2 separate regions of the Mus musculus genome follow, and region 2 is linked to region 1. A link is a loop called in an ENCODE intact Hi-C map of the cell type or tissue named here. Cell type or tissue: heart. All regions are shown on one strand. Links, peaks and the distances in the headings refer to the core of each region. The heading gives the core; the rest is flanking DNA.

Region 1 (11,749 bases), core at 1,296-9,295:
TTTTTGTACGTTTTATAAAAGAGGGTCCAGTTTTGCTGATAGTTACATTGAATTTGCTCTTTCAGAAAAAAAAAATATGTATTTATCCTTATTTTTTAGCATCTGTTTTCTCCCCTTTGACCTATTTATTCCTTTATACAAGCATATGTGCGTGTGCATGTGTGTGTGGGTAGCCTAGGTTAGCCAGGGCTATACAGTAAGAATGCCTGCCACCCCCAGTCCCTGGAAAAGTATCTCAGCATATATGGACTATATAATGGGATTCAGTGTGTTGTTTCCATACGTGCATATAGTTTGTTGATTAAACCCAAACTTCCTTTACCCATCTTCTATATTGCAACCTCTGTTAATTCCTCATTCAGTTGTAGTGTTTTGGGTTTTTCTTTTTTTTTTTTTTTTTTTTGGTGGTGCACACACACACTTTATTTATTTATTTATTACATGTAAGTACACTGTAGCTGTCTTCAGACGCACCAGAAGAGGGCATCAGATCTCATTATGGGTGGTTGTGAGCCACCATGTGGTTGCTGGGATTTGAACTTCAGACCTTCGGAAGAGCAGTCAGGTACTCTTACCCACTTAGCCATCTCACCAGCCCCCGTGTTTTGGGTTTTAAGGTTTCACCCACAGACAAGGGCTGCCACATTTTCTTTCTCATGTTTAGAAACTAACCATGCGTCTTTATTTTGTTCCAGGGAAAGGAGATTCGGTGTCGATATGTTGTCACATGTGCTGGTCTTTACTCTGACCGTATTTCAGAGTTGAGTGGCTGCAATCCTGACCCTCAAATTGTCCCATTCCGGGGAGATTACCTGGTCTTAAAGCCAGAAAAGGGCTACCTTGTAAAAGGAAATATTTATCCGGTAAGTAATGATCCTTCTGTCTTCTCACTATCAAGTTAGTCGGAGCCACAAAGGAAATGAAAATAAAAAATGTTTACCTGCTTTAGAAAGGGTTTCAGGGCTGTGTGCGTCATAATATCATCTGCCTGCTGTGGGTCTGTTCCCAAAGCCGCCTTCTGCTCTGTGGGTCACATGTCTCTGAAAGCACGAGTACACCCTGGAGTACAAGAACCAGCTCCTCCCTCCCCTGTGGGAGAGCAGCAGGAATACTGATGCCTTCAGTGCACTGGGAACAGGGGGCTATGGCTGCTCCAGTTCCAGGAGGTAAAAGTTGGGGGTGTGTATATGGAGCGCGCGCTCTCCTGCCTGCGGTTACCCTGCTGATGAGCCAGTCCCTGGGAGAATGGGAGGCTCCACTGGTGACTGACTTGTCTGCTGCTGCTCACTTCCCCGAGGCCTAGGCTGGAGATGTGTACATTTCTTCCCGGCAGCCATGAATTGCCTGCCAGTCACAGACCTCTCTTATAGGAGAAAGAGCCAAGATTATGACAGTTCATCTTTTCTCCCTTTCCCAGAAAGATGGATAAGTGGAACAATATATATTAATGTCACTAGCATTTAAAAACAGGATGTGTGTTAATAGAGAATCCTCCCTGAATACAGCTCGTGACGCGTTCAAATGTGTGGGAGGAGCTCTCTTACGTCACCAGTTAGATGCTTGTGTGCGCAGTACACGGGAACGTGAACTGTGCTAACCGTTCATCGTTGTGTTGAGTCTGCAGGTCCCAGACAGCCGGTTTCCTTTCCTTGGAGTTCACTTTACGCCCAGGTTGGATGGCACTATTTGGCTAGGGCCTAATGCAGTGCTTGCCTTTAAACGGGAAGGTTACAGACCCTTTGACTTCGATGCCAGAGATGTTATGGAAGTAATTCTCAAAAGGTAATAATGTCTGTCACCTTTAAGAAGATTTTATGTACTTGGTTTTTTTTTTAACTCCAGAAGTTTTTGATATTCTGATAGACTAAACCTTCATTTATGTGACTGTTATTGTTTATTATTCCCAATTAAGATCTTTCTGTAATAAGCATAAACTTGATTATTTGGTTTTGATGCTAAGGATTGAAGGCAGAACCTTGTACATACCAGCAAGAGGGTTTTTCCAAGTGTAATGCTTTACTGCCTCACAAAAGATTTTGATGAACCAGGGTAATAACGTCTTAGCTAAAAGGAAAGTAAGGCCAAAGTCATTCATAAATAAAAGTAGTTTCTTGTCCTAGGCAGTGGAGGCACACACCTTTAATCCCAGCACTTGGGAGGCAGAGGCAGACAGATTTCTGAGTTCAAGGCCAGCCTGGTCTACAAAGTGAGTTCCAGGACAGTCAGGGTTACACAGAGAAACCCTGTATCAAAAAACAAAAATAAAATAAAATAAAATCTGGTAGTTCATATCTTAAATGTTACTAAAAGACCAGAAACAACTTTGAAAAGACCATTTCAAGCTAGTCACCATTGTTTTGTAAGCTGTTAGATAAAATTTACTAATGAAATGGCACATACACTTGTGTGTGTGTGTGTGTGTGTGTGTGTGTGTGTGTGTGTATCTAAGGTTGATACCATATAGACTTATGACACTGTTCTAAGAAATAGCCTTATATTTGGGTTTTCCTGTGTGCATGCACATGTGTGTGGGTGTGCCACATGCATGTGTATGTGTAGGCCATAGTTTGATGTCAAGTGTGTTGTGCTTTATAAATGGCGGTATAATGCAGTGGGAGGGAGCATCTCAGTGGGCCTGGCCAGGGTGCTGCCCTGAGGAGTCACTGCCATACCATAGTTCAGTACAAAGGGAAGGTTATTGGAGGAAGGGAAAGGGCCTGGTTAAAAGGGGGTGGGGGGAGACAGAGACAGGAAGAGTGGGGTTTGGCTTGTACCTGGCAGGTTGGGCAAGGCCTAGGGGAGTTGCCAACCAGGTGAGGCCTAGGGGAGTTGCCAACCAGGTGTCTTCCTCAGTCATTATCCTCCTTATTTTGTTTTGGAGACACACTCAACTAGGAGCTCATTGATTCATCTAGACCAGCTGGCCAGCAAGCCCCAGGGGGCTATTTCTCCTTCACCTTCTTGAGTATGCTTGGCAAACACATAGTTACCAAATGCGCTTTCTCCCAGCCCGCTGGTCTGTTTAGCAGTCTTTCTCTTCAGAAGAGTTTATATACAACCAGTGGAAAGCATTTTAAATTATGTATGGGCTTTACCCTCTGCAGGCTCTTAACAGAGGATTAGGTTGACCTTCTTAGCATGTGTACAGAATCTCACTTAAGAACTACTACTAGAATATTGTGCCTCTGCCAGACTAAACTAGGGTAAGTGTCGCACTGTTTTAAAGACGCCTCTTTAGTGTATTGAAAGCATTAGAAAGCCTGAACACTAGCAAGACTACCATTCTGAAGTCGAGTTCCTTATAAATTTTGAATATGAGTGAATTCCTCTCCTTATATTAGCCAAAAGTTTCTTTACTATGTAACTTTTTCTAAAACGTATAGATATTTTATAGTAATAAAAGATTCCTCTATCTCAAGGGTGTTTTTTTTCTTTCCTTCATTCTTAGCGGCTTCATTAACCTGGTGTTCCAGCATTTCTCTTATGGAGTTAATGAAATGTATAAAGCCTGTTTTCTCAGTGAAACAGTGAAGCATCTTCAAAAGTTCATTCCTGAAATCACCATCAGCGATGTCCTTCGGTAAGGCAATGTGAGAGGGAGGCCTGGCTGGTGATAGCCCTCGCTCAGATGGCACAGCCTCAGAATCTTTGCTCTCTTTTTCCCAAGAGGCTAGCATCCCTCTTGCACTACTGTATCATAGCCTTTAGTTCTTCAGACTCATCTGTCCATTTTGTTGGTTTTGTTTTTGAGACAGGGTTTCTCTGTGTGCCACTTTGACTGAGTCTTTTTTATATTATTATTATATGTAAGTACACTATAGCTGTCATCAGACACTCCAGAAGAGGGCATCAGATCTCCTTACGGATGGTTGTGAGCCACCATGTGGTTGCTGGGATTTGAGTTGCTGGGATTTGAACTCAGGCCCTTCGGAAGAGCAGTCAGTGCTCTTGACCACTGAGCCATCTCACCAGCCCTTGACTGAGTCTTAAAAACCCTTTAGACACATACTTGCCTTTCGTCTTCTCAACTTAAAAATTTTTAATTTTATTTTTAATTGTGTATGTCTGTGGAGAGGTGTGGTCTCATGTGCACATGAACCCGGAGGCATTGGAGCCCATGGAACTGGAACTACAGGAGTTGTAAGCTGCCCATAGTGGGTGCTGGGAATCAAACTCACTCACGCAGATTCGGGCGGGGCACGCTCTGCATCACTGGGATCCGCCCACTACTTGTGCTTCTGTCCACTTGGACTCTGCTTGTAGGATAGAAGTAGGATGTAGCCCGGCTATAGTTGTTCTAAATCCTTGCTCAGGGGTGTCAGGAAAGCTTTGTTGGTGTTTTCTTCTTGGAATTAGAGACTTTCTGGACTTGCTGTGTAGATTCTTCTGAACTCATCAAGCCTATGTGTTTGTCCTCCCTGGGGATATTTTTAGTGTCCGTGCCAGTTGTCAGACCTAATCCACGGTGTATTCGAGGTGCTCATACTGTAGCATCCCCCTCCACAGTGCTGTAGAGCAGCTGTTGAAACTAGCCTGGTGTAATATGTCCGTGAGCTCCACTCTGTATTAGCAGAGCGACAGTCATGTCAGCTGTTTCCCTTAAGGGGCTGGCAGGGGGAGATCTTCTCTAAATCTGTCTCTGTGTCATTCTGAGGCCATTCTGATGGACTCCTTGGAGGGACTGTTAAGTACCCAGTTCACGTTTCCTTTCTCATCTCTCCCACTCTCCTTCTGAAATGGAAGGGGTAAAAATATTGAGGCATTGTTTTCTTGTGCTTACTTATAAACAAAGTCTTTTATTTTCTCTGGTTTACAGTTGTAGACTTAGAATGTCTTAAATCTGAAAACAGGCTGGTTAAATCAGGTGGCTGGGCATGTGGGATTTTGTATCAAAACTGTGGCAGGGAGTTCACTACCTATATTCATTACCACAGTTTGATAGAAGTCTGAGGCAAACCTGTTTGCAGGTGCATGTGGAGACAGTCAACTCAATCACAGAGGAGTTCCCCTTTAGAGACACAGATGCTGATATGGCTAGTTTAGTGACCCTATTTGTTCCTTCTCTTGATTTCTTCTGGTTCCTCCAGCTGGTAAATTCAGGAATTACTAAAAACAAGGAATATATATTTGATATCATTTGTATGAGTTGAAAAACAAGCCAAATATCACACATTATTTGTAGATCACTGTGAAAATAAAAAGCAGTCATAAAACTAATAAATACCTGACTCAGAAAAGTGGCTGCCTCTGGGAACGGAAGATCAGAATCTGCAAATACCACATAGATTTCTTTCTGCTTTTTAATTGATTTTTTATTTATTTTATTTTTATTATCTCCGGTTTTCATTAGAGTATATCTTGTTAATTAATATCTTATTAAATGCCTGAAATATTTAATGATGAGATCAATAGAGCTTTTCACAGCTTGAAGCCTCAGTCCTGCCTGTCTTATTTGTCATGCAACCCAGTATTGTGTCATAAGCATAAATGTTAGATAGTGCAGTCTAACAGGCCATACATCCAAGCAGTCCTGAGTTAGATCCGCAGTGCTGCAAAGGAGCAAGCTGATGGAAGCCACGCGTGAGAGAGGTATTACTCTAAAACTGTGCCGAGAGCATCAGGAGCTACCGAAGGTCATGCATCTACATTCTTATTGTTCAGCAAAGCATTGTGAACAACAATTTGTGGTGCATTAGACTGGAATGTGAAGTTGTTATCTGTCAGATACATGCATGAGCTGTACAAGATACGTGATTGTCACTAAGGCCTTTATGTTAATTCTAAGCGCCTCTCACTCTTTTCTGAGTCACGTGTTACACTGTTAGCACTGTAAGGAAGTAAAAAGATGAAGTCATATAGGCAATGATCCCCCACTTCTCGTGTATTGTTTTGTTAAATGTCTTATTAAGTGATTCAAAAATAACATTTCCAGGAATGGAAGCTATACTATGTTATAAAATGCAAAAGCAAGATAGCAAGATACCTCTGTAACTTGGTGCCGTTGGCGTTTGTATTGGATAGTTGTTTGCTGTGAGGCCTGGCTAGCTTATTGCAGGTTATTTACTAATACCCATGGACTTTACCCATCCACCCATTTGTAACAATCCAAAATGTCTCCAGATATTGCCGCTATCCTCTAGGGGGCAGGATTTCCCTAGGTTGAGAACCACTAGTCTAGTGAATTAGGTAAATGTCACACTACAAAATTAAAGAGAAAATGTAAGAAACTTTTTTTTCCCCCTGAGACAGGGTTTCTCTGTATATCACTGACTGTCCCGGAACTCACTCTGTAGACCAGGCTGGCCTCGGACTCAGAAATCTGCCTGCCTCTGCATCCTAAGTGCTGGGATTAAAGGCATGCGCCACCACTGCCCAGCCATTTAGTTCATTTTTTTAACAATTTCATACAAGCATACTGTACATTTTGATGATTTTCTCCCCTCACTACTCCCTGCCCCCGTCCCTGTCTGTAAATTAGAGAGTAAAAAGTTAAAGCCAGTTTGGTTGATATAGGCTGAATATTGTCAATACTAAGTGTGTACTACTTTATTAATAATCATAGTTTTCATACACATTGGCATGAAATGGTGTCTTCAGGGGTGTGCCTTAAATCGTTGGAAAAACCTGAGTGTTGAGTGGGATTTCCTCAGATAAAACAAGAATGGTTATGTTTGTATAATTGTTGAAAACTTTGTGAGAGGCAGGTGGATTTCTGAGTTCGAGGACAGCCTGGTCTACAGAGTGAGTTCCAGGACAGCCAGGGCTATACAGAACTACACAGAGAAACCCTGTCTTGGGGGTGGGGGGGAGAAAAGTTTGTCATACAAAATGATAATAGTAATTCATATACAGAAGTTCTTTGTGCTTTTATACATTTTTAAAAAAAAAGTTCTCCTCAGAATACCTGATGAATCAAATGAAAACCCTGTACAGAGGGACGCCCTTAGACACACTTATCCCTGGGGTTTCCTCACATAAAGCCCTCTGAATCAGATGAGAATCCTCGGATACTGTACAGAATTGGAAATTTAACAACTAAAGTATATCCCTTCTGCCCCCAGTCTAGACTGCTGGTATTCTGTCATCTCTCACAGGACATTTATAGGATCTCACAATGTTCTCGTCCCTAACACTGGGCATATAGAGTGCTTGCCCAGTACATACAAGGTACAGGATTCCATACCCAGCACCTACCAGAAAATAAGGAGAGATGAGCCTAGATAACAATGATATTCTCTCATAATGCATTTTTGTTAAAGATTAGGAAGGAAAATAACTGCTCCTTCAGGTCTGGAAATTAGGCTGGAATTGTTTCCCTTCTCCATAGCAGCACTCCAAGTTACACATGTTCACTCGGTATTACACATTTAGATTGGCAGTAGTCCCAACATGAGCTTTATACATACTTGGCTATCCTATTTAGGGCCAGCCAAAGATGTCAGTTACAAGTTTTCATAGCTTTTATATAATTGAGTCCACAGTTCTTAGTTTGTGAAATCATTCTTTTAGTTTTGCTTAAAAAATTGTTAAAAATATAGTGCATAGCTTATTGACTGTCTATGAACTGTAACACTCAAGTCTAGACATGGAGGAGAAGTAGGTGTTGTACAAGACATTGTCTGCCCTTGAGGCAGGTTTGGTTTATGTTTTCTAAGGTTTCATTTTCCAGTGCTGACCTCAGGCTGAAGTCTTCTGAAAGGAAAGGCTGCACTTGCAGTACTATGTAGGAGAGAGCAGAGGCTTCCGAAGATGCTGAGGCCAAAACAAGAGGCATTTGTTAGCTTGGACATTCCATGCTGGTGTTAACTATAGTCGGGTCTTAAGAAAAGCATAGAGGTTTATTTTTAGTTTGAGTTACAGATTTTGGACACTTAGGCCCAAGGTATTGAGAAATAACTTATCTTTATGTGGGAGAAAACTGTAGATATATTCCTTGCTGTGGTTAATCAGCATTAACTCCAGCAGGCTTAGCAGTAATGAGGAATATGCAGTTGGAAGCTCTGTACTGAGGCAAGTGACTTTACACAGAGGACTGAGCACCAATGACTGTCCCCTGGAAGACACAAGGACAGGACAGCAAGGCTCACTGGCACTCTGACCAGCAGCTGCACTCTTTGCTGAGAGAATCAAGGAGTGCCACTGATGAGTTCATAAGCTGTACAGATTGCAAACAAGGACCCCACGTTAGTATGTGTCTTTGTCCTCACAAGTGTCCGTTTCAGTGCCATTTTTCCTGTGCTCCGCTGCTGTCTCTGAGGCTCATCGGGAATCCTCCCGGCCCCAGAGTTGATCATTCACCTTCACGTGCACTTTCTTACACTTGTAGTTCAGTGCTTCCAGACGGTCCTCAGTCTCTTTGTGTTCCTCTGAGGTTACTTATGCACCACACCAGCCCCTCGGCAGTTGTAAGGAGAGGAGATGATCCAGTACGTGAAGTGCTTGGTCAGTAGTGGCTGATTTTGTCCTTGTCCTTGTTGAGCCAGGCTGAGTTCTAAGGACTGTGTTATCATGTTTCTCTTTGTATCCTCAGGCTTTTATGGGGGTTGCTCCAGAATTAACAGAAACTGTTCATGACTGCCTGGCTTCCTTGTGTCTTAATGATGCACAGATAGGTTTGGTTTTTTTGTTTTTCATGCTATGCTTTGGAATGTGAACACTTTTAAAGGAGATTATTTTGGATTCTAAACACATTTAATTCAAATTTCCTCTGTAATTTTTTTAAGTCTTATTTATTAAGTTATTTATTATAAGTTCACTCTAGCTGTTCAGACGCACCAGAAGAGGGCATTAGATCTCATTATGGGTGGTTGTGAGCCACCATGTGGTTGCTGGGATTTGTACTCCGGACCTTCGGAAGAGCAGTCAGTGCCTTTACCCGCTGAGCCATCTCTCCAGCCCTTCATCTGTAATTTTTAACTACTTTATAAGACAGCAGAATTCTAAATCTAAAAAAAAAAAAAAAAATCCTTCCTGTGGTTATAAAGCAGAATGTTGGACACGGTACCCCACACCTGTAATCCCAGCTCTCAGGGTGTAGAGTAGGATCAGGAGGTTCAGTGCTGAGAGTGCTCCCTCCCACTCTGTAGCTGACCATGTGACCATGACCAACCACAGTCAGTCCCCCAAATGCCTGTGAACTTGGATAGGTACTGGAAGATGCTGATCTGTGAGAATTCTGAGGAATACCTGTGTGGCCTCCAGGTCAGCTCGGCGGATTTGCCAAAGCCAGACAAAGAGATCGCGCAGAAAGGCAACCGTATGACCATCCCCACACTAAGCACTTTTGGGATCTACATCACGGACTTCCGGTTGGGAAGGAGTTTGGGGAGGATCTGACAGACAGTGTGTGGCCATAGTGTGCAGGGGCGGGGATAAGCTCCAGCGCGCCCAGCCCAGCGGGGTGAGAAGGGCTCATGTGGCAGACCCAGTGGACCAAGAGGAATGAGCAGCCCCGGGCCAGGAAGCGCTGGGCTATGGTCTGCAAGCAAGTGTTCACGTGCGCCTGAGTACCAGAGCAGCGAATCGGAGGGAAAAGTGTCAAAGAGCCTGTGATCAGGATTCCTCCTCTGCCCAGCAAGGGACAGGAACCATCAGCTACCTGTCACTTCACCTCATCCCTTTTCCTTTTCTTAAGCCTACCCCAGTATAAGTGAAAAATTTTAAAGTGAATTTTAAAAGGGCTCGAAGTCATCCTTGGCTGCACATGGACTTCAAGAGCAGCCTGTGTTGCATGAGACCCTCTCTTTAAAAAAAAAAAAATTAAAAAATAAAATAAAGCTGGCCGAGTGATGGAGTCTAAGCACTCAGGAGGCAGAGGCAGGTGAACTCTGTGAGTTTGAGGCCAGCCTGGTCTACAGAGAGAGTTCCAGGTCTACAGAGTGACAGCCAGGGCTACATAGTTAGACCCTGGCTCAAACCAAAATGAAAAACAAACAAACAAACAAACAAACAAAAAAATCAGAACTTGAGTTGACTCACTACAATATTAACATGTTGCTCAATTAATTTTTTTATACTTGCCATCTTTTTATAATTAATTGGAGGTTTTCCTTATATTGGAGGTTAAGCTATTAAATTAAAAATTCCAACTTAGAGTGTACTAGGTTTTTTTTCCATAAATTTTAATAATAGTTTATCAAAACATAATTTAAAAAAACAGCACCCTAGTTGGAGTGTGCAGCTGGGACCAGCTCCTACCCACTGCTTTGTGAAAAGTCTGCTGTGGCCACTGATTGAATTCTAGAGTAAGCTTATGATCTTAAATAAAGACATCTATTCCAATTAAATGTGAATTTGCCTGCTACTTTTGGGAAGAAGAGCTATTTACAAGTAATGAATTGCTTGGATATCTATGTGGCAGGATTTGTTACACTGTTACTGAATAGCCATTCTGCTCGAGCTAAGGCTCTGAGTTGGCCAGAGTGTCCTCCACAGCCTCTTGCTAAACATGACTTAAGTGCGCTTCCACAGAACTGCATTTAGGATCAAGACTTGGTTGCCTTACGAATATGTTGAAAGCTTGTAGGCATCTTGGCTCAGGTGCTTATCACGTTATTTTTGCTTTTGCAGAGGTCCTGCTGGAGTACGGGCCCAGGCCCTGGACAGAGATGGAAATCTGGTAGAGGATTTTGTGTTTGACGGAGGGACTGGCGAGATTGCAGACCGCGTCCTTCATGTGAGAAATGCGCCTTCGCCTGCTGCCACTTCCTCCCTGGCAATTTCTAGAATGATAGCAGAGGAAGCACAGCAAAGGTTTAAGTTATGAGTGGCAGAGGGAACTGTGCTTGCATTACAGTCCCCACGTCAGCAACAAGGGTCTACCGGCTGCATTTTAAAATTAGAATTTAAGAAAACAATTTGAAAACCATGCCTTTAAGGCTAAAATAAACATTGACTTATTAACAGGATATAGTAGATATAATAATTTTTTTAAAATTCAGGTCCATATTCTTGTGAACAAAGAAACGAAGTGTATCGGCACCTGTCCTGAAACTTCAGGTTTATTAGGCTTTCCCCAAGCCACCTCAATCTGGGAAGGGCTCTTACAGAGTGCTTGGGAAGACAACATAAAAGATGGACTAAATAAGTGTTTGGATTTATAATATTTTTCCTTTTTCTAAATAACTGCTTATTTAGAAAATGAAAATGCTTGATTTCAAGAAAATAAATGAAATTTCACATTTCTAAGTAGCATAGAAGAAAGTCAGTCTTTTACTGCAGCCCCGCAGTGTGGCACCATCACTCCACGTGACTAGCAGTGCGCCTGTGTGCTTGCTGCCTACACTACAGTTTTCTAAGCTGAGAAATGAAAGTCCCTAAAAGGACTGATTTTTATAAGTGCAGTTTAAAATCCTGACCCTGGGTGCGTCACTGTGTAATTTTATGTGTCTCACACCTCAGTCCCTTGGTCACACTAAGGTACCCAAGATGTTGGCCAGGATTACTAGAGATTCCTATCTATTTGGGTTTTCAGAATTCCTATAAGCTTTGTGAGGACATTTCTCCATTTTTGGTTAATATCTAACTTGGAGGCATTCACTTTTGTAAACCGCGAAAGTGCCTTATATCCTTCCTATTTACTTCATTAACGTGGTAAGTCAGTGCCAAGTGCCATACTGTGTGTGCACGTGCGCATGTGTGGGTAGTACCACATTGTTACTGTGTATACTATATGTGTGTGTGCATGTGTGTATGTGTGTGTGTGAAGTACCATATTATATTACTGTGTATGTGTATGTATGTGTGTGCG
Region 2 (11,749 bases), core at 1,253-9,252, 51 kb after region 1:
AGCATCTTGTCTTCTGACTGTTCACTGGAAGTGAGTTCTAACTGAAGCACCAAAGGCTTTTGCTAGTTTGCTTCTCCAGACTTCCTTATACCAATCCCTTCCAGAGGCTTAACCACCTTGTAGTATCATCGATGTAATGGCCCTGGTTATGTGGTACCAATTTCTTATAGTAGTCACATCTGTGTCACTGTGGTGAAGTACCTGACATGAACAACTTATAAGGGTAAGGGGCTTGTTCTGGCTCAGGCGATCAGTCTGGTCATTTAGCTCATGTTTCTATGTCTGGAATGAGGCAGAGCATCTTAGTGGTAGGAACATTTGCTGAGGCCATTTATTTCATGATGGAAGGGGGGGAGGCAAGACAGGGAATGAAAGGAGAAATACAGAAACAGAGCACAGCAAGAATAGCCTGGAGGACACAATCCCAAGTGACTTACCTCTTCCATTTTACAACCTGCAAATAATTCCATTATAAATGATTCTTTGGTCAAAGTCCTCAGGATCCAGTCACTTTCCCCAGAGCCCATCAGGTTGCAAACAAACCCCTAATGCATAAGACTACGTGGAAGCTATTATATTCTAATCATAACATTAGGTGGAAAAGTCAGGCTCTCTAGAGGAACAGAACCTATAAAATAAATATCTAGTACAAGAGGAATTATTCGATTGGCTTATATGATATGGGTTAGGCTGGACAAACAGTGGCTGTCTTCACACAGGAGATATAATAACTTAGTCCCTTCTCAGTTCATGAGGCTGGAGCCCCAGTCTGCTACTGGATTATAGATGTCTGCCATGACTGGTGACTTTTTTTTAAAACCAAAAAGCTTTCTTATTCCTGGGATCAGAATTTATTGTATCCCCATGACTTTCTTGTATTAAAGAGACTGATCAGGTTGAGTTTTATATGAGTTTTCTATTTATAAACACTTCCGATTTTGAATGGCTCTGCTCTGATCTGAACAGGAACGAGTTCAAAAGACCTTTCCTCATCCTATTGATAAATGGGCAATTGCTGATGCACAATCTGCTATAGAGAAACGAAAACGAAGAAATCCTCTCTTACTACCTGTGGACAAAATCCATCCTTCCTTGAAGGTAATAAAAGATTAGACACTGGTGGAATTCTTCATAATAAGTAATATTTTTATAATATTAATATATATAGTATTAATGGTCTGTTTGTATTTGTGTTATGTACATTGTAATATGTATATGAATTAAAATGAGGAGAGGGGTGTGTGTCAGTGATATGCTTTGCATGAGTGATACCCTGGGATACCCTAGCTTGCTATCCAGTCACCTCCAAAGAAAAGAACCAAGTAAAAATAAAAATACTCTAATGAAATCCATGGCTCATTTCCTCTCTCCACCCCCCCCTCTTTCTCTCTCCCTCTTTCTGTCTCTCTCTCTCTCCCTCTTCCTCTCCCTCTTCCCCCCTCTCTCCCTCTCCTCAATCTCTCTGCTTGCTCATGTATACATGCGCGCGCGCACACACACACACACACACACACACACACACACACAGTTAGTAACAGCAATATTATACCTTGTGGAATTTTCAATTTTCAATGACAACTACCTCTTACCGATTCCAATGTGGTAGACCCTGATTCTCAGTTTTGTTATTAAGAAAGTGTAATATCAGATGGCACTGAGTGTTTTAAAATTAACCTGTATACATTGGAAAAAGACACTAGAAAATAATCTAGAGAATATGCTTGCTGCGTATAGCTTTGAAATGCTTTTGGTAGAAATTTCAGTAGCCTCCCTCATACTAGTTTGTTTATTGTTCCTGAGATAAACACCACAACCAGAAAATAACTTGGCGAGAACAGGACTTATGTCAGCAAATGCGTTACAGTCCATTATTGAGAGAAGCCAGGGCAGGAGCCGCAAGCAAGAAGTGTGCTGCTCACTGCCTTGTTCTCCATGGCTTCCTTAGCCCCACCCCCTTTTAAATACAACCTAGAACTATCTGCCCAGGGATAGCTGGGTTAGGCTCCTTTGTGTCAATCATTAATAAAGAAAATAGTCCACAGACTTGCCTACAGCCTACCTGGTCGAGGCATTCTTCTTGGTTGAGGTTCCCTCTTCCTATACCTCCTATTGAGCTGACGGACTAAGCAGCGCCAACACACACATAAACACACACACCCAGCCCCACCCACCTGCCCGTCCGCACTGGACACACACACAGAGACACTCATGCAAAGGAGACCACAGAGATTAAAAGATAATGCTTAGTGAAATGTCCTTTGTTTGTATAAGTATGTTTTCTGATTTTGTCTTTTTATGGTGTGTGTGTGTGTGTATGTGTGTGTGTGTGTGTGTGTGTATGTATGTATGTGTGTGATGCCTTTGTAAAAATTCTGTTTCTTATTTTGTTTGTCTGTTTGTTTCCTAAACAGCAAGAGAAAGAGGGCTTAGGTGGGATGGGTGGGAGGATGAGGGAGAGTAAACCTCACAACCAGAGCTCAAGATTTCCTGTTAGAATCACTGGTTAATGTTTGATGAAAGGCTCCATTATTACATTAGATCTTCTCCTTTTCCCCTTCTCTTCTCCCTCCACCTCCTCTTCTTCTTGGTAAGATAAAAAATACTAGGATCAGCTGTCACTTTTATGTCCTACGGCAGTGGTTCTCAACCTTCCTAACACTGTGTCCCTGTGTTCCTCATATTATGGTGACCCCCCCATCCTAAAATTATTGTTGTTGCTACTTCATAACTGTAATTTTGCTATTGTTAGGAATTGTAGTGCAAATATCTGCTCTCTGATGGTCTTAGGAGATCCTATGGAAGAATCGTTTGACCACCCCCCCCCTCAAAGGGTCACAGCACAGGTTAAGAACCACTGTCCTTTGACAGCCATATATTGAGATATTCTGCTTTTAAATGTTTATGAGTAAAAATGTCAGAAGAATTTTTCTTTCAGTGCTACAGTGCAATCTTAGGCCTTGCTTTCGTCAGGCAAGGGCTTCACAGTGAGGCCCCTGAGCTCTTAAGCAGGGTTTCAAGCATTTGACTGATCCTTCACAACACTTTTGTTTTGGAATTGAATTCTTACTTTTTTTTAAACAGGAAGTTTTGGGGTATAAAGTGGACTACCATGTGTCCCTCTACATTGTGGCTGTATTGGAGTATATCTCAGCAGATATTTTGAAATTGGCTGGTAATTATGTTTTTAATATCCGGCATTATGAAATATCTCAGCAAGACATTAAAGTGTCCATGTGTGCAGATAAGGTAAGTGTTAAAAAGTAGTGACTCTATATGCCATTAGTTTTTCTTTTCTTTTTCTTTTTTCTTTTTTCAAGACAGGATTTCTCTGTGTAGCCCTGGCTGTCCTGGAACTCACTTTATAGACCAGGCTGCCCTGGCTGTCCTGGAACTCACTTTGTAGACCAGGCTGGCCTCAAACTCAGAAATCCGCCTGCCTCTGCCTCCTGAGTGCTGGGATTAAAGGCGTGCGACACCACCCCGGCTTAGTTTTTCTCTTAAAATTAGCGGTGATGAAGGTAGTTTCTTTTTTTAAGGTTATCAGGACTTTTATATTTTAAATTCCCACATTTCACATAGAGTAAAAGCTAGTACTAGAAACATGATATAAATAGTCCCTTCTGTGGTCTAGGAATCAGAACCAGGGCTCTGCATGTGCCTGACAGGCGCTTTGCCACTGAGCTCTGCCTTCGGTTTCTTTACATTTATCCATGCTATTTATTTGGGAATTGTTTTTACACACGCACACAGTGCACCTGTGGAAGCTGGTGACACCTCTCAGGCATCCTGTCTCCATCCACCAGGGATCAGGGGACCAGGCTTGGTAACACACATCTTTACTTGCTCAGGCATCTCCCTTGCTCTGCTTATTTGAGACACATTTCACTGAGTAGCCCAGCTTGGCCTTGAACTCACTGTATAGCTGAGACCACCCTTAAAATCCTTCTGATTTAGGCTCTAATATGCTACAACCATCAGCACGCACCATCAGCATGCACCATCAGCATGCACCATCAGCATGCACCATCAGCATGCACCATCAGCACGCACCATCACACTGGGCCTCAGGTTTTCAGTACATGAAGAAACTAGCTTATTGCTTTTTTTTTTTTAATGGAGGGCTCCCTTTCTTTCTTCTCCTTTTTGTTTTTAAGGATTATTTATGTATATGTATGTATATAAGTACACTGTAGCTGACTTCAGACATACCAGAAGAGGGCACCTGATCACTTTACAGATGGTTGTGAGCCACCATGTGGGTGCTGGGAGTTGAACTCAGGACCTCTGGAAGAACAGTCAGTGTTCCTAACCACTGAGCCATCTCTCCAGCCCCAGTTATTGCTTTTTGTTTTAAAGCCATTGTCTCAGTATGCATCCCCAGCAGGCCTGAAACTTGTTTCGTAGGCCAGGCTGATCTTGAATTCATAGAAGTTCCCCTGCCTTTGCCTCCCAGTTATTGGGCTTGAAGGGGTGTATATTCATGCCATGCAGTATATTAGTAACTTTTGTAATTCCTGATGCTGGAAGACAGAAAATTACTGGTTTTGCAGAATCTGGAATTTCTAGAGTTGAGCATCATGGCAGGGAGGAGAGTTCTCCGTTTCCATCAGGAGGCTTTGTATACAGGAGGGTTGAGGTGTCGGGATCTATCCAATCAGTTGGTGAAAGGTAGTTTTAAGTAATGTTTATTTTATTCAGTTATTTCCCTTTCCTGCTTTTTAATGACAGGGTATCACTATATAACTCAGGCTGCCTAGTCTGGTGTCAGTCATGAGCTCCTCCTGCCTCTGGAGGGCTGGGATTTCTAGACATGAGCCATTACACATGCCCGAGTCTTTTATTTTTACAAAGGGAACACACAGAGCTGTTTCTGGAGTTTTAAGTATTAGTAACTTTGAAGACCATGCTTTGCTATCTTAAGACAGTTTGGTAGGACCTGGGCACCGCTCAGAACAAAGCTCCTGCCCTCTGATTACTCTGTTGCCGTTCTTCTGATTACAGAGTCATCCTTCCTGTTCCTAAGGGCTGCTTGAGGAACAGGCAGTCTTCCGTTCCTCCTTCCTCTTCCTTCCCTTGCTCTTTGTCCTCCTCCTATTTCTCATCTTCTGAGCACCGTTGGAAGAGCTTGGTCCTGAACAAGGGAAGCACAGCACTGGGGAAGATAGCAGAAGCCCCCATGTTAAGGGTGTGTGTGCTAGTGGGAGATGGAATGTCGCAGACAAGGAACTCAGGACAGTGTGACGTAAACAGTGTACCAGTGGATCCAGGGTACAGAGGCAGTAATCAGCACCTGGCCCAGTACACACTGGGGGTTGTCAGCCTTGGCTGCACGTGAGACTCACTAGGAAGTTTTAGAGAACACTGGTGTTTGCAGAGCTTTAAATAGCCTGAGTTAGACTCCCAAGCTGCAGTATTATTTGGAAAAACTATTTTTTTAACTGTAGTTGAGATCTATTACTCTGTAATTTAAAAACTGAGTTTTTCCACTTTCATTTCATTGTAGAAATTTGTCATTTTTATATTGACTTCTAAGATCAAGCTTACATACTTTTTATTACTTTGAAAGTGACTTAAGCTGATAGAAAAGGTAGAAGAATAGTATGAAGTACCCCATCGCATTCTGAGTGATTTTGAGAGTAAAGTACAGCTGACAGGAACAGTCCCTGAGGGATGGTAGTGACTGACTACCACATGGCCGCTCCTTGATGTTACCTGCCCTCAGTGACAGTTTGAGTTTAACTTTTTCCGTCCGTTGTCACCCTGCTTACTCCAGGTGGCAGACATCTGAATTCCTTAGGACTTTTCTAACTGAGATACTCTTTGGTTTTGATTTCTTCAACTCATGCTATAGATTTAAACATTTATCAGCATAACTCAAATTTAACCACAGAAATTTTCATATTGTTTCTAAAGTTATCACAATCAAGATACTTTAAAAAATCAAATTCTCGAATTCATTTTAGTTATCCTATCCAGCTTTTGAAAGTATAGATAAGTTTGAGAAACTTAAATTGCCCAATAAAAATATCTAAAAAGATTAAGATTTTGTTTGTTTGGTTGGTTTTGGTTTTTCGAGACAGGGTTTCTCTGTGTAGCCCTGGCTGTTCCTGGAACTCACTTTGTAGACCAGGCTGGCCTCGAACTCAGAGATCCGCCTGCCTCTGCCTCCCAAGTGCTGGGATTAAAGGCATGAGCCACCATTGTCTGGCTAAAGAATAGGATTTTAAACAAATTAAAGACTTCCATCTAGGTTTAAAACATACCACTTTTCTTGTTTTACCTTGTGTCCACTTCAAGAGCAGGATGTACTTAAAGAGCCAGCCAAAAACTGGGTATGATGGTGCACACCTGTAATATGAGCACTCAGGGGCCATAGACAGGAGGATTGCTGCAAGTAAGGACAACCTATTGTCCACAGCCAGGTCTCAGCTAACTTCAGGCTGAGTGTTAGTACTCTGTTTCAGAATGATAAAACAGCAGCAACCCCGAGAACCCACAAAAGGGAGGTGGTAGCTGTTGCAGGCTCACTTGCAACTGCTCATTTCTACTCTGGTAGCAAAAATAGCTATAAACAAATGAGCATGGGCTGTGTGCCAGTAAACTTCATGAAAATAGAGAGTGGGCAGGATTTGGCATGTATACTGTAGTTTGCTGATCCCGGTTTCAGACTTCCTTTTCACAGTCTCTTGTTTGTCACAAGAGACAGTCATGTGCTTAGCTAAACATGCAAATAACTGTATTTGTGATTCTGGTGATGGGAATGAGTTAATGAGAGTATTTGACACGGAATGATCTATAAATCTAAATGGGTTCCAAGAGCTCATAGACCATATGTTTAATAACCATTCGAGAAATCCGTTGATTTCTAAAGATGTTTAATTTTCTAGACAAAAAAAAGAGAACATATTTTTTACATTTAAAAATAAAAGTCGTATTTGACTGTTACAAAGTGTTCTGCACATCAGATTACTGAGAACAATCCCATCTCAGTAGTAACGGTCACTACTGAGGAAAGGGTTTATACCCTGAGAGCGGAACGTATGCTAAGGGAGATTGCTGCTTCCCATGGGAGAGAGGGAGGGTGCTTCTCTGGGGAAGTTTAACTTGTTAGCCTAATGGTAGGAATTGGGTTATCTGTCTTTTCCTTGCATGGTAATATTGTGTCTGTTTCAGTGCCCCCCTCCTCCCTCCCTCCCTCTCTCTCTATCATCCATCCATCCATCCATCCATCCATCCATCCATCCATCCATCCATCCATCACTTGTTTGTTTGTAATACTAGGAATTGAGCCAGCACACACTAAGCAAGCTCTGCAGCAGAGTCACATCGCTAGTCCTTTTTCTTTTATTTTGATAGAAGGTTTAACTGAAATTCCCAAGATAGCTTCATGTTTGTCTTGGAAATCGCTGAGTTGTAGGATTGTTGTCATGCCCAGCTTGACTTTGCTTATTTGTTCTTGTTTTGAACATGACTTCAGAAATGCTTTGTGTTGTGCAGGATTGTTTGTTTATTTGGGTTTTTTTGTTTTTTGTTTTGTTTTGTTTTGTTTTGTTTTGTTTTGAGACAGGGTTTCTTTCCTGGCTATTCTGGAACTCACTTCATAGTTCTGGTTGGCCTAGAACTCAGACATCTGCCTGCATGCCTTCCAAGTGCTGGGATCAAAGGCATGCGCCTTCATTGCTTAGCTATTGTGCTGTGTTTTTAGCTCCTGCAGTCATTGGGCCTTTAGAATAGTTTGTAACATTTGCACATATACAAACCCTTTAAGCAAACACTTTTTTTGTGTGTGCATGTTTTTAAATCCTTAGACAGCTATTGTCTAATTAGGGAAGACATGAACAGAAATATCAGTGTAAATAGTGCAGTTCTGTGGTGCAAGCAAGCCTTCACGGTGAGCCCACATCAGTCTTTCTTCTTTTTACATTGATCCTTTCAAGGATAGTTTTTGTAACATTAACAGAAATCTGAGAAAAGGAATAATATAACACAATACCAAACTCCTGGGTTTAAATGTTAAAGGGGTCAGGCAGGTATTGCATAGAAGATAGGAGATTGCTAGTAAGCAGTGGGAGTCAGGGAGGCTCTGAAATCTGTGTGAGGTTTTCATTTGCACTAAGTGATGCAGAGATGAGTGGGGATTGACTGTGTGAGGAAGATAGTTTAGACAGGAATACGGGGAAGTGAGCAGACTGAGGAGGACGTATGAGTTAAGTGGCAGCAGGACTGGGGAGTGATACGAAGGTATTGGCAAGTTGGTGATAGTAAGTTGAAAGCAGTGACAAATTTTACAGATCTCACTCACATTAAAAAATCTAGACTTCAGACTTTTTTCAAAAAGAAAATACTTGGTATTGAACAGTAAACTTTGATTTTTGGTGTATGTGCCTTCCAGTTTGCCCTGAGCTTTGTTGTTTCTTATATAAGAAACACTACACAGCACCTGCCTGACCCCTTTAACATTTAAACTTAGGAGTTAAGGATTGTGCTATATCATGTTAGTCCTTCTCAGTTTTCTGTTAATGTTACAAAACACCGTCCTTGAAAAGATGAATGTAAAGAGAAGAAAGGCTGATGTGGACCCCGTCATTGCTTGCGTGCATCTGGTACTTTGGACTGTGGTCAGAGAACAAGGCAAAGTGAGCTGCTTGCTGTATGGTGTCCAGGACACAAAATGAGAGAGCAGAGTGTGAGGTCCAGTACCCACGTCTGCCATACTCTGCCAGTGATTTATCCCCACAAGACCCTGCCTCTCAAAGAGTCCATACTTCCCAGCAGTTCATGGCTAGGGACCAGGTCTATAACACACGGCCTTTGGGAGCCACACCATTTGTTTTGAAGGGTTATGAATATTTATCCTGTATGTATGTAAGTACAGGTAGTGCCCACAGAAGTCAGAGAGTATTAGATCTCTCAAGTAGCAAAGCACAACAAAACCAGATGGAAAAACTAAGCTGAAACAAAAAGCAGTATAGCAATGGAGGTGAGTGGGGAGAACTAAGAAGCTGTAAACGCTCCTGAGTGACACCCATCAAGGGCAAGAAGGTGGGTTCTTTATTTATTGCTGTAATTCACCAAGAGTTGGTGCAGTTCTGGTGACAGGCAGACATTTTACTGAATGAATGAATATTATCTTTAATTATCATAATTTTCTCTCATCTAACAGGACTTTCTTTTCAAGGATATACCTTTCTTCTTTCCACCTGAACTCTTAAAATAATAAAATTGTTTAGTGTTTTTATATGTAATTCATGTGAAGGTCGGAGAACAACCTGTGAGGTTGGCTCTCTTCTTCCCCCATGTGAGTTCTGGAGACCAGACTCATTGTCAGGCTTGGCCACCAGCAGCCTGCTGAGCTATCTTGACAGCTCTTTTCCCTTTTTAAAAAAAACAAAATATATTTATTTTTATGTGTGTGAGTATTTTACCTGCTTGTATGTATGTGCTTGGTACCTGCAAAGCTCAAAAGATGGCTTTAGATTCCCTAGAACTGCACCTTGATCGTTTGCACCTCGAACCCTATCAGGAGCCCCAGCTCCTCCCTCCCATTCCTTCAGGTGTCCCCAATGTGTCCCCTTCCCCACTCATATCTTTCCTGAACCCTTTTTTTTTTAAATTAGGTATTTTCCTCATTTACATTTTCAATGCTATCCCAAAAGTTCCCCCATACCCTCCCCCTACTCCCCTACCCACCCATTCCCACTTTTTGGCCCTGGTGTTCCCCTGTACTGGGACATATAAAGTTTGCAAGTCCAATAGGTCTCTCTTTCCAGTGATAGCCGACTAGGTCATCTTTTGATACATATGCAGCTATGATACATATGTCCACACTTTGGTCTTCGTTCTTCTTGAGTTTCATGTGTTTTGCAAGTTGTATCTTATATCTTGGGTATTCTAAGTTTCTGGGCTAATATCCACTTATCAGTGAGTACCTATCATTTAAGTTCTTTTGTGATTGGGTTACCTTACTCAGGATAATGCCCTCCAGGTCCATCCATTTGCCTAGGAATTTCATAAATTCATTCTTTTTAATAGCTGAGTAGTACTCCATTGTGTAAATGTACCACATTTTTTGTATCCATTCCTCTGTTGAGGGGCATCTGGGTTCTTTCCAGCTTCTGGCTATTATAAATAAGGCTGCTATGAACATAGTGGAGCATGTTTCTTTCTTACTAGTTGGAACATCCTGAACCCTTTTTTAAAATTAACATGTATATGTGTATGTATATGTATATGTATATGTATATGTATATGTATACCTACATCAGTTTCTGTGCACCATGTGTAGACAGGGACCCAGAGTGGCTAAAGGCATCCTTTGGAGCTGGTGTCACAGGGGTTGTGAGCTACTTGGTGTTGGCGCTAGGAACTAGACCTGGGTCCTCTGCAAAAACAGTAAGCATTCCTAACCACCAAGCCTTTTTGTTTTTCTTTTTGTTTTGTTGAGACAGGGTTTCTCTGTGTAGCCCTGGCTGTCCTGGAATTCACTCTGTAGACCAGGCTGGCCTCGAACTCAGAAATCCACCTGTCTCTGTCTCCCAAGTGCTGGGATTAAAGGCATGTGCCACCACTGCCTAGCCTACCAAGCCATTTTATAACCCTTTCCTGAACTTTCAGCAATACGTTTCAATCAGTTTTAAATATATAATTAACTAGGTCCAAATTAAAAAAAAAAAAAAACTATTGAAGTATATAGTCACCTTGTTGCCATTGCTTTTGGTTTATGAATGGTCTTGCTTATTGGCTGACACTTGCACACATGTGCACAGGTGTGCATACAAATACATATGCACAAAGTAATAATGACCAGAAAATGTTTGTTTAGTACACATATGATTTTCATAGGAAGTCTTTGTGATGCAGTATTGCATGAGAGTGCTGTGCCTTAGAAAGCTCCACACTGTCATAGGCCACCTGCCTTTATAATGAGCCTTCCTTTTTCCTCACTACAACCAACTGCTTACTGCCTTTTTTTGGGGGAGGGGGGTAACGCATCAAGGAATATTAGATACCAATTATTTGCTAGGCATCATCAATCCTTGTATTAGTTGGAGTTTTACCTATAAAGAATATGACTTTCATAAATACAAATACTTGCCTGTGATCACAGGCCTAGGTAGTGGAACTGTCACCTGTGGTTTATCCTGTTCTTCCCTAAAGTGTGCTCCTTTTGCTTTTAGATGCACCTATGTAGAGGGACATGTAAACGTTATATGCACATATGCACACGAATACATAGATACATATAGTCCAGAAATAATGACTTTACTATAGCCAGTTGAACATTTCTCATCCGGACTTTTCCATAGATTTCCTAATATAAATCTGTGCGTGCCATGTACATTTCTTATTGCTTAATAATATTTTAGTTGCAAGTACTTTGAGACAGCTTTGCGAAAGGAAGGAAAGTAACTCTATATTCGTGATTTGCAATTTCCAGGTTTTGATGGACATGTTCGATCAGGATGATGATATAGGCTTGGTTTCTCTCTGTGAAGATGAGCCTTGTTCTTCTGGTGAGCTAAACTATTATGACCTCGTCAGGACTGAAATTGCAGAAGAAAGACAGTATCTACGGGAGCTGAATATGATCATTAAAGTGTTCCGGGAAGCCTTTCTCTTGGACAGAAAGTTGTTCAAGCCTTCTGTAAGTACTTTGGGTACTTTAATTCTGTGCATATCCCTCAAGCAAATAGCAGGGTAAAATTCATATTAGTGTGCTATTTACCCCACTACTATATAAAACTATGCA

What was found. Hi-C counts contacts between places; a loop is a spot of excess contacts. Peaks named below come from ENCODE experiments on the same cell type or tissue, not always from the same donor. Only the 100,000 strongest peaks of a DNase experiment are listed, where the experiment ranks them.
Region 2: a loop joins it to region 1, with 2.5 times the contacts of the local background. A loop is called at or near these places in 9 of 42 quality-filtered maps.

What each region holds. Positions count from the first base shown.
Region 1 is chr12:69,691,317-69,703,065 of GRCm38, reverse strand. L2hgdh (L-2-hydroxyglutarate dehydrogenase) reads left to right here. Exons shown (of 10, transcript NM_145443.2): 7 at 696-863; 8 at 1,625-1,782; 9 at 3,449-3,580; 10 at 10,570-11,749. The coding sequence ends at 10,765. Among named protein-coding and RNA genes, the nearest start is that of Sos2, 15 kb to the right of the region's middle. In heart, for the core only: a CTCF peak has its summit at 6,129 (motif pointing right); no DNase peak of the experiment used is centred there; H3K4me3 peaks cover 71 bases.
Region 2 is chr12:69,639,949-69,651,697 of GRCm38, reverse strand. Sos2 (SOS Ras/Rho guanine nucleotide exchange factor 2) reads left to right here. Exons shown (of 23, transcript NM_001135559.1): 3 at 967-1,098; 4 at 3,082-3,246; 5 at 11,438-11,644. Among named protein-coding and RNA genes, the nearest start is that of Gm31679, 21 kb to the right of the region's middle. In heart, for the core only: no CTCF peak of the experiment used is centred there; a DNase peak (open chromatin) is centred at 5,287.